Linked DNA regions of Homo sapiens: region 2 is linked to region 1. A link is a contact called in ENCODE Hi-C or POLR2A ChIA-PET data. All regions are on one chromosome and are shown on one strand. Each heading gives the region's core, a stretch centred on a gene start or an enhancer-like site at or near the end of the contact. The rest is flanking DNA. Distances are from core to core; before and after follow the strand shown.

Region 1 (3,204 bases), core at 1-2,500:
CAGGGCAGACAGCAAGAGCTCTTCTCGTGCCCTGGGGGTTGCTTGCTGGTCCCCAAGTCCTCTGCGGTCCCTAAGGGCTTGGGAAGGGACCCTTCAGGGTGGCTAGAGAAAGGAAAAAAAAAAAGGGATGTGAGAGAAACTAGAGACAGGCAGGCAGGGGAAAGCCGGGATGGTATGGGCAGGAGTGGGGAAGACGACCAGGACAGACTTGACTATAGAGGCCCCCCAAAACCTGAGGCCAAGTCGGGGAGAGGACCCTGAGAATCTGGAGGTGCGGGAGTCCGCTGACAGATAAGAGGCAGTGATAGGGAGAGGCTGGAGGCCAGGGGCTGGGTAGATGACCCTAAGACAGAGGACTGTGGTGCAGGTTGTGGGACGCGGTAACCAAAGACAGAAGAAGGAGGGCTGGAGTAGAAAAGGGTGGTGTGGAGGAGTGGGAAAGGAGGGGGTTTGGAAAATAGGAGGGACCTGCCTCGGCGTTCCAGAAAGACAACGAGAAACGTGGGGGTTCCAGGGAGAGTCAGGGTGGGGGCGGGGGGGTCAAAAGACAGAGGAAACTGGGGAGTCCAAAAACAAAGAGAACGAGGGGCCCAGAGACAGAAAAATAGACCGGAGGGAAGCTGGGAGGGAGGACCCGGGGCGGAGCGGGACGGTGGGGTCGACCCGAGCCCGACGGGAGGAAGCCGGCCGGGGGCGGACACACGCCCAGACGGAAGGGAGGTCCCGAGACTGACCGACGGGAGGGGCCCTCGGGGAGAGGGTCCGCGGCGACAGAGGAAAGGACGGAGGAGGGTGCACGCACCCGGAGACAGGACGAGAGATAAAGGTGCCCCCATCCAGGGCACCCCAACGCCCCCAACCCGGGGCAGGCCCTGAGGCCCCTTCTGAGCGCAGTAGGCGACAGGGGCAGGGCCTAAGGGCCGCTCGGACCCCCTCCCCTCCCCCTCCACTCGGCCTCCGCCCGGCGCGCGCTCCCCGCCCCCACCCCAACCCCCACAACGGCCGGCACCCAACGTAACCGGCGCGCGTCCCCTCCCCCGCGCCGCACCCACATCCCCCTTCCCGGGGTCGCCCCGGCAGGCCCCGGCGCGCGCCCCCACACCCCGCCCGGTTCGCGCCGGCGCCCCGGCTCCGGCTTAGTCTCCTCCCGCTCCCTTCTCGCCCCGCGACCTCCTCACCGAGCTTTTTCCTCCGGCCCCGGCGCCGCCGTTTGTGCCAGCCGCCCTGCGCCGCACAGCGCGCCATACCCCGCCCCCACCGCGCGCGACGCCCCGCCCCGCCTCGCCCGGTGGGCACGTGACCGCGCCCCGCGGAGGGGACGGCGCCTGCGCAGGCCCGAGCCGCGCGGGGCGGGGCGGAGCGGGGCGAGGAAGTTCGGGACAACCCCCCTACCAAGGAGAAAGGAAACAGCGGTCCGTGGCCTACACGAGGTTCATTTGCATCCTCCGCCCCGCCCCCTTTGCGCGGGAGGGGGAACGCAGTGTGAGGGGCCGGGTCTGGGAGGGGGCGTTTCTTGCATGTTGGAATCAAGTGGCGTCGGCGGGGCGGGGCACGCAAATGATGTGATTTACATGGACAGGCCTACCCGCCCCCCGCCCAGCGCGGGGCACCGAGTTCGGCAGCGCGGTGCGCGTGACTTCATTTACATGGTCAGCTCCTCCTCCTTCTCGCCGTCCAGGAACGGAGGTGAGAGACGGAGAAATGGCTACGCAGTTAGTTGAGAAATGTATGTAAATTCGCACGTCAGTAATTTACATAAGTATCTTTTATAACGGAGGCAAAAAAGTGCGGGTTGCCCTTGAGAAAAGGGAACGCGGACTAGAAGGGATGTGCAAATGTGTATTTTCAAGACCCGCTCCGGCCTGCCCCCTCGGGACGATTGTGGGAATCAGAATAAAGAACCAGGGAAAGTCTGGGCAACGGAGTGAGACCTTATCTTTACACAAAATTAAAAAATGAAACAAAAAAAAATCCACGGAACGCTACACAGAGAAGACATTTGCATGGCCAGCTGGGAACACTTTAGGAGACTAAGGAGATAAGGTCATTTTGAATGCCCTGCCCGCTCCACCATTGCTCTGGAGAGCTGGGACTCAAGGCTCCCGCCGGGTCGGTGAAGGCCGACGTGGAGATGGGAGGGCGACGAGCAACTGGGAGTGTCCTCGGGGCTGCACCAGTCCCCTGCAGGCCACCTGAGGGCGTAGGGCGGTTCGCGTGAGCACAAGGGCATGCATACTGGTATCCACACATGCGTGAGGATTGCACAAAAGCCCGCAGTCCTCAGGGCACACACAGGGTTCATGGCCACACAAGGGTGTTTCTAGTTTAGTTTTGTTTTTGAGATGGGGTCTTACCCTTTTGCCCAGGCTGAAGTGCTGTGGCATGATCATAGTTCACTGCAGGCCCAACCTCCCAACTAAAGTGATCCTCACACCTCAGCCTCCGGAATAGCTGGGACTTCAGGTGTGTACCACGACACCTGGCTAACTTTTTCTGTTTTTTATTTTTGTAGATAGGGTCTCTCTGTGTTGCCCAGGCTATAGTCTCCAACTCCTGGGCTCAAGTGATCCATCTGCCTTGGCCTCCCGAAGTGCTGGGATTACAGGCATGAGCCACCACGCCTGGCCACACATGGGTGTTTAAAAGGAGCCAAATTCACACCAAAACACACACAGACCTCGGGGTACACATGCACAGGCACACACGCAGTAGTGAGTCACTGCCTCTGACTCTCAGGCATCAGACATGCACACACCGGAGGCCCACCTATAGGTCCAAATTCCCATCCCCTGGCCTTGATGTCCCAAACAATACCAGCCTCACCAATACAATGACCAAGGCCACAGAGCAGTTACGGCTGTCAGCATCACACACAACCAGCACACATTATATCCTATAGACATCATCCCATATGCAGGTACTGGAAACATGTACACATGTCACAAACACAGGGACATCAGCGTGTTTACACACGTGAGCTTAGAACACAGATTGTCACAAACTGTCCACACAGTAACAAATTCCCTCCCTCCGCAACAGGCACCTGAGTCATCATGCTTGGTATACCCCACACCACGTCCAATCAGGAAACAAGGCCCCCAAGGCCAGGCCCAGTGGCTCACACCTGTAATTCCAGCACTTTGGGAGGCCAGCGCGGGCGAATCACCTGAGGTTGGGAGTTCGAGACCAACCTTGACCAACATG
Region 2 (3,348 bases), core at 637-3,136, 1.2 Mb before region 1:
AACTAGCCAATCTGATCTTCAAAGTGTAACTCTTCCATCTTCAGTGTGGGGCCCTTGCAAAGGGCTTCCCTGCCTATTGCGCCACCAGCCCCTCAGACAGGGCCATCTTCCTCCCACCTCCTGGGAACACCTTCCAGCAGGCCTCAAAGCACAAACCCTAAACTGCTGTAGATCTTGGAAGACAAGAGCTGGGCCTAAAAGAGTCACTTGGGGCCAGGCGCAGTGGCTCACACCTGTAATCCCAGCACTTTGGGAGGCCGAGGCGGGCAAATCACAAAGTCAGGAGTTCGAGACCAGCCTGGCCAACATGGTGAAACCCCATCTTTACTAAAAATACAAAAAATTAGCTGGGCATAGTGGCGGGCGCCTGTAATCCCAGCTACTCGGGAGGCTGAGGCAGGAGAATCGCTTGAACCCAGGAGGAGGTGGAGGTTGCAGTGAGCCAAGATTGTGCCACTGCACTCCAGCCCTGGCGACAGAGTGAGACTCCGTCTCAAAAAAAAAAAAAAGTCACTTGAACCTGGGCATGGTGGCTCACACCTGTAATCCCAATACTTGGGAAGGCCAGGCAGAAGGATCGCTTGAGTCCAGGAGTTTGAGACCTACTGGGCCAACACAGCAAAATCCCTTATCTACTTAAAAAAATTTTCAAAAAAAAAAAGGTCACCTGGTTATCCCATATAGATATTTTCCTTCCAGCCCCACCCAGCTGCTTTGGAAAATTAGGATCCCAGTCTGCTTAAGGGAGCCCAGGCTTCCCTATACTTCCACACACATTTCTTGAGGCCCTGTTCTGGTTCACCCCATTAGAATTCAATTAGAATTCCAGCCCTGTGGGCCAGGCACAATGGCTCACGCCTGTAATCCCAGCACTTTGAGAGGCTGAGACAGGAAGATCACGAGGTCAGGAGTACGAGACCAGCCTGGCCAACATGGTGAAACCCCGTCTCTACTAAAAAAATACAAAAATTAGCTGGGCGTGGTGGCGGGCGCCTGTAATCCCAGCTACTCTGGAGGCTGAGGCAGGAGAATCGCTTGAACCCAGGAGGCAGAGGTTGCAGTGAGCCGAGATTGCGCCATTGCACTCCAGCCTGGGCAACAAGAGCGAGACTCCATTTCAAAAAAGCCCACAAAACTTCTCAACCTTTTGTCTTTCCCAACTTCACTCCCTTCTCTCCAAAGGTGTGTGTGGCGGGGTCGGAGGTGTCCCTAGCCCCAACTCATTCATCTTTGGGACTCCACAAGGTGGGGCAGGGGGCAACCTCAGATACCCCTCCAGCAACCATGGCCCCCTCACTAGCCTCAATCTCTTGAGGAAGGAATCAATTCCCACAAATTATCTAAATCTTTCTACTCAAAATGTAGTCCATGGACCAGGGGCATCAGCATCACCTGGGAACTCAGAAATGGAAATTATGGGCTCCACCCCAGACTTGCTGAATGAAAACATCTGGGCTAGGGCCCAGGAATCTGTTTTAGCAAGCCCTCCAGGTGTTTTTTTATGCCCTCTAGAGTCAGAAGGACAGCTCTGCACGGTCCCCATTGTGCCTTCCCTGGGAGAGTACACAACGCCCGCTTCTGCCGTTAGAGTTCCCATAACGCCCTCGCTCCTGACAGCCCACATGCACCCTCCTGAAACTACAACTCCTATAATACCCAGAGGCGCGCGCCGTCACTTTCTGGGATTATATCTCCCAAGGTGTTTTGCGAGTCAGACCGCCATCATAGCGCCCATCCTCTTAGTCACCGTCAGGACTACAACTCCCACAATACTCGGCGGCAGAACTACAGTCCCCAGCTGCTCCGGGGCTGCGCCACGTCGACTCCGCTGGGTGGGGCCGGCGTCGGGCGGGGCCGGCGGGGTCTTCAGGGTACCGGGCTGGTTACAGCAGCTCTACCCCTCACGACGCAGACATGGCAGCGCAGAAGGACCAGCAGAAAGATGCCGAGGCGGAAGGGCTGAGCGGCACGTGAGCGAGCTGGCTCTAGGCCCTCGGACCAGAGACCCGGGAGTCCGGGCCCCCGGCCCCCTCCTCCCTCCTCCCTCGAGAGCCTGGAGTCCCAGCCCCGAGCCGCAGAAGTGTTGGCCCCGGTCTCCTCTAATGGGACCCTGGAGTCTGGGCCCCTAGTCCCCTCCCTGCCTGCTGTACAGGAATCTGGGGTCCCGGGAGGGAGTCCAGGCACCCTTAGTCCCCTTCTTTTGCGGGGGTCTGGGGCTCCATCCCGGTCCACCACTGACCCGGCCCCACCCCCCGCAGGACCCTGCTGCCGAAGCTGATTCCCTCCGGTGCAGGCCGGGAGTGGCTGGAGCGGCGCCGCGCGACCATCCGGCCCTGGAGCACCTTCGTGGACCAGCAGCGCTTCTCACGGCCCCGCAACCTGGGAGAGCTGTGCCAGCGCCTCGTACGCAACGTGGAGTACTACCAGAGCAACTATGTGTTCGTGTTCCTGGGCCTCATCCTGTACTGTGTGTGAGTGCCTCCCGGGCCCCGCACCCGCACTAGCCCCGACCGGCTGGACCCCTCCTCTCGCCGCTCAGGCCCCGCCCTTCACCGCCCGGTCCCTCCTCTCACCGCCCAGGGCCCTCTTCTCACCGCCCAGGCCCCGCCCCCAAGGATTGGCTCTGCTAGACTACCTTGTCACCAAAGGGCCAGGTCCCCTACCCCACCATCACCCTGGCCAGGATGCAGTGTGACTAAATGTCACCTGGCCCTCCCTGGTCTCCAGGATGTAGCTTGCCGCCCGCCGGTGGAGAAGGCCAGGGCCGTCGGGCTGGCCCAGCCCCAGCTGTCTAACCGCTGCCTCCCTGCACTCCTCCTCCAGGGTGACGTCCCCTATGTTGCTGGTGGCTCTGGCTGTCTTTTTCGGCGCCTGTTACATTCTCTATCTGCGCACCTTGGAGTCCAAGCTTGTGCTCTTTGGTGAGAAACCCCCTGCCCAGATGAATCCTTGGTCCCTCAAATCTTGGTCTTTTGGAATGCAGACAGACCTCAGACCCCAAATCCAAGTCCTTCAAAACCCAAGTCCGCCCAAGCCTAGATGTACACTAGATCCCCCAAACCTGATCCCTTAAAATCTCAGACACAACCGATCCTTCCATCGAGTCTCAGCCCCCTCAAATTGCTATTCCTCAAACCCAGGATCCACCTGGCTGCTGTGCCTTAAACCTACTCCTTTTCAAACCACATGACTCCTCCCCTCTCTCTCCTCCCCTTGCCGCTCTCTGCGGCCAACATCAGCTGCAGGTGCCCACACTGGACACCAGGTGGCCACCTTACACTGGCCTAGATCTGTTCCCGTTTCTTTTCCTGCTTTCTGGGGTGTGACCAGAAAGAACTTGGAACTTAG

Evidence for each region. A loop is a pair of places that touch in the nucleus more often than their neighbours do. ChIA-PET counts read pairs that join two places held with the same protein, here RNA polymerase II (POLR2A). Pooled maps may share reads with other maps.
Region 2: a pooled map shows a loop between it and region 1 (10-fold over the local background). The contact joins the promoter of RABAC1 here to the promoter of EGLN2 in region 1. A Hi-C loop is called at or near these places in 1 of 37 single-sample maps with no recorded cell type and 8 of 50 pooled maps. POLR2A ChIA-PET finds 5 or more read pairs at or near these places in 1 of 52 experiments (activated T-cell).

The regions. Positions count from the first base shown.
Region 1 is chr19:40,797,237-40,800,440 of GRCh38, reverse strand. EGLN2 (egl-9 family hypoxia inducible factor 2) reads right to left here and starts at 1,250. Exons shown (of 6, transcript NM_080732.4): 1 at 1,179-1,250; 2 at 1-102. It overlaps RAB4B-EGLN2 (RAB4B-EGLN2 readthrough (NMD candidate)), which reads right to left. Exons shown (of 12, transcript NR_037791.1): 8 at 1-102. RefSeq lists silencers at 913-962, 1,113-1,472.
Region 2 is chr19:41,957,859-41,961,206 of GRCh38, reverse strand. It overlaps RABAC1 (Rab acceptor 1), which reads left to right and starts at 1,886. Exons shown (of 5, transcript NM_006423.3): 1 at 1,886-1,970; 2 at 2,259-2,471; 3 at 2,824-2,921. The coding sequence starts at 1,915. RefSeq lists an enhancer at 1,509-1,798 and silencers at 1,909-2,158, 2,609-2,678.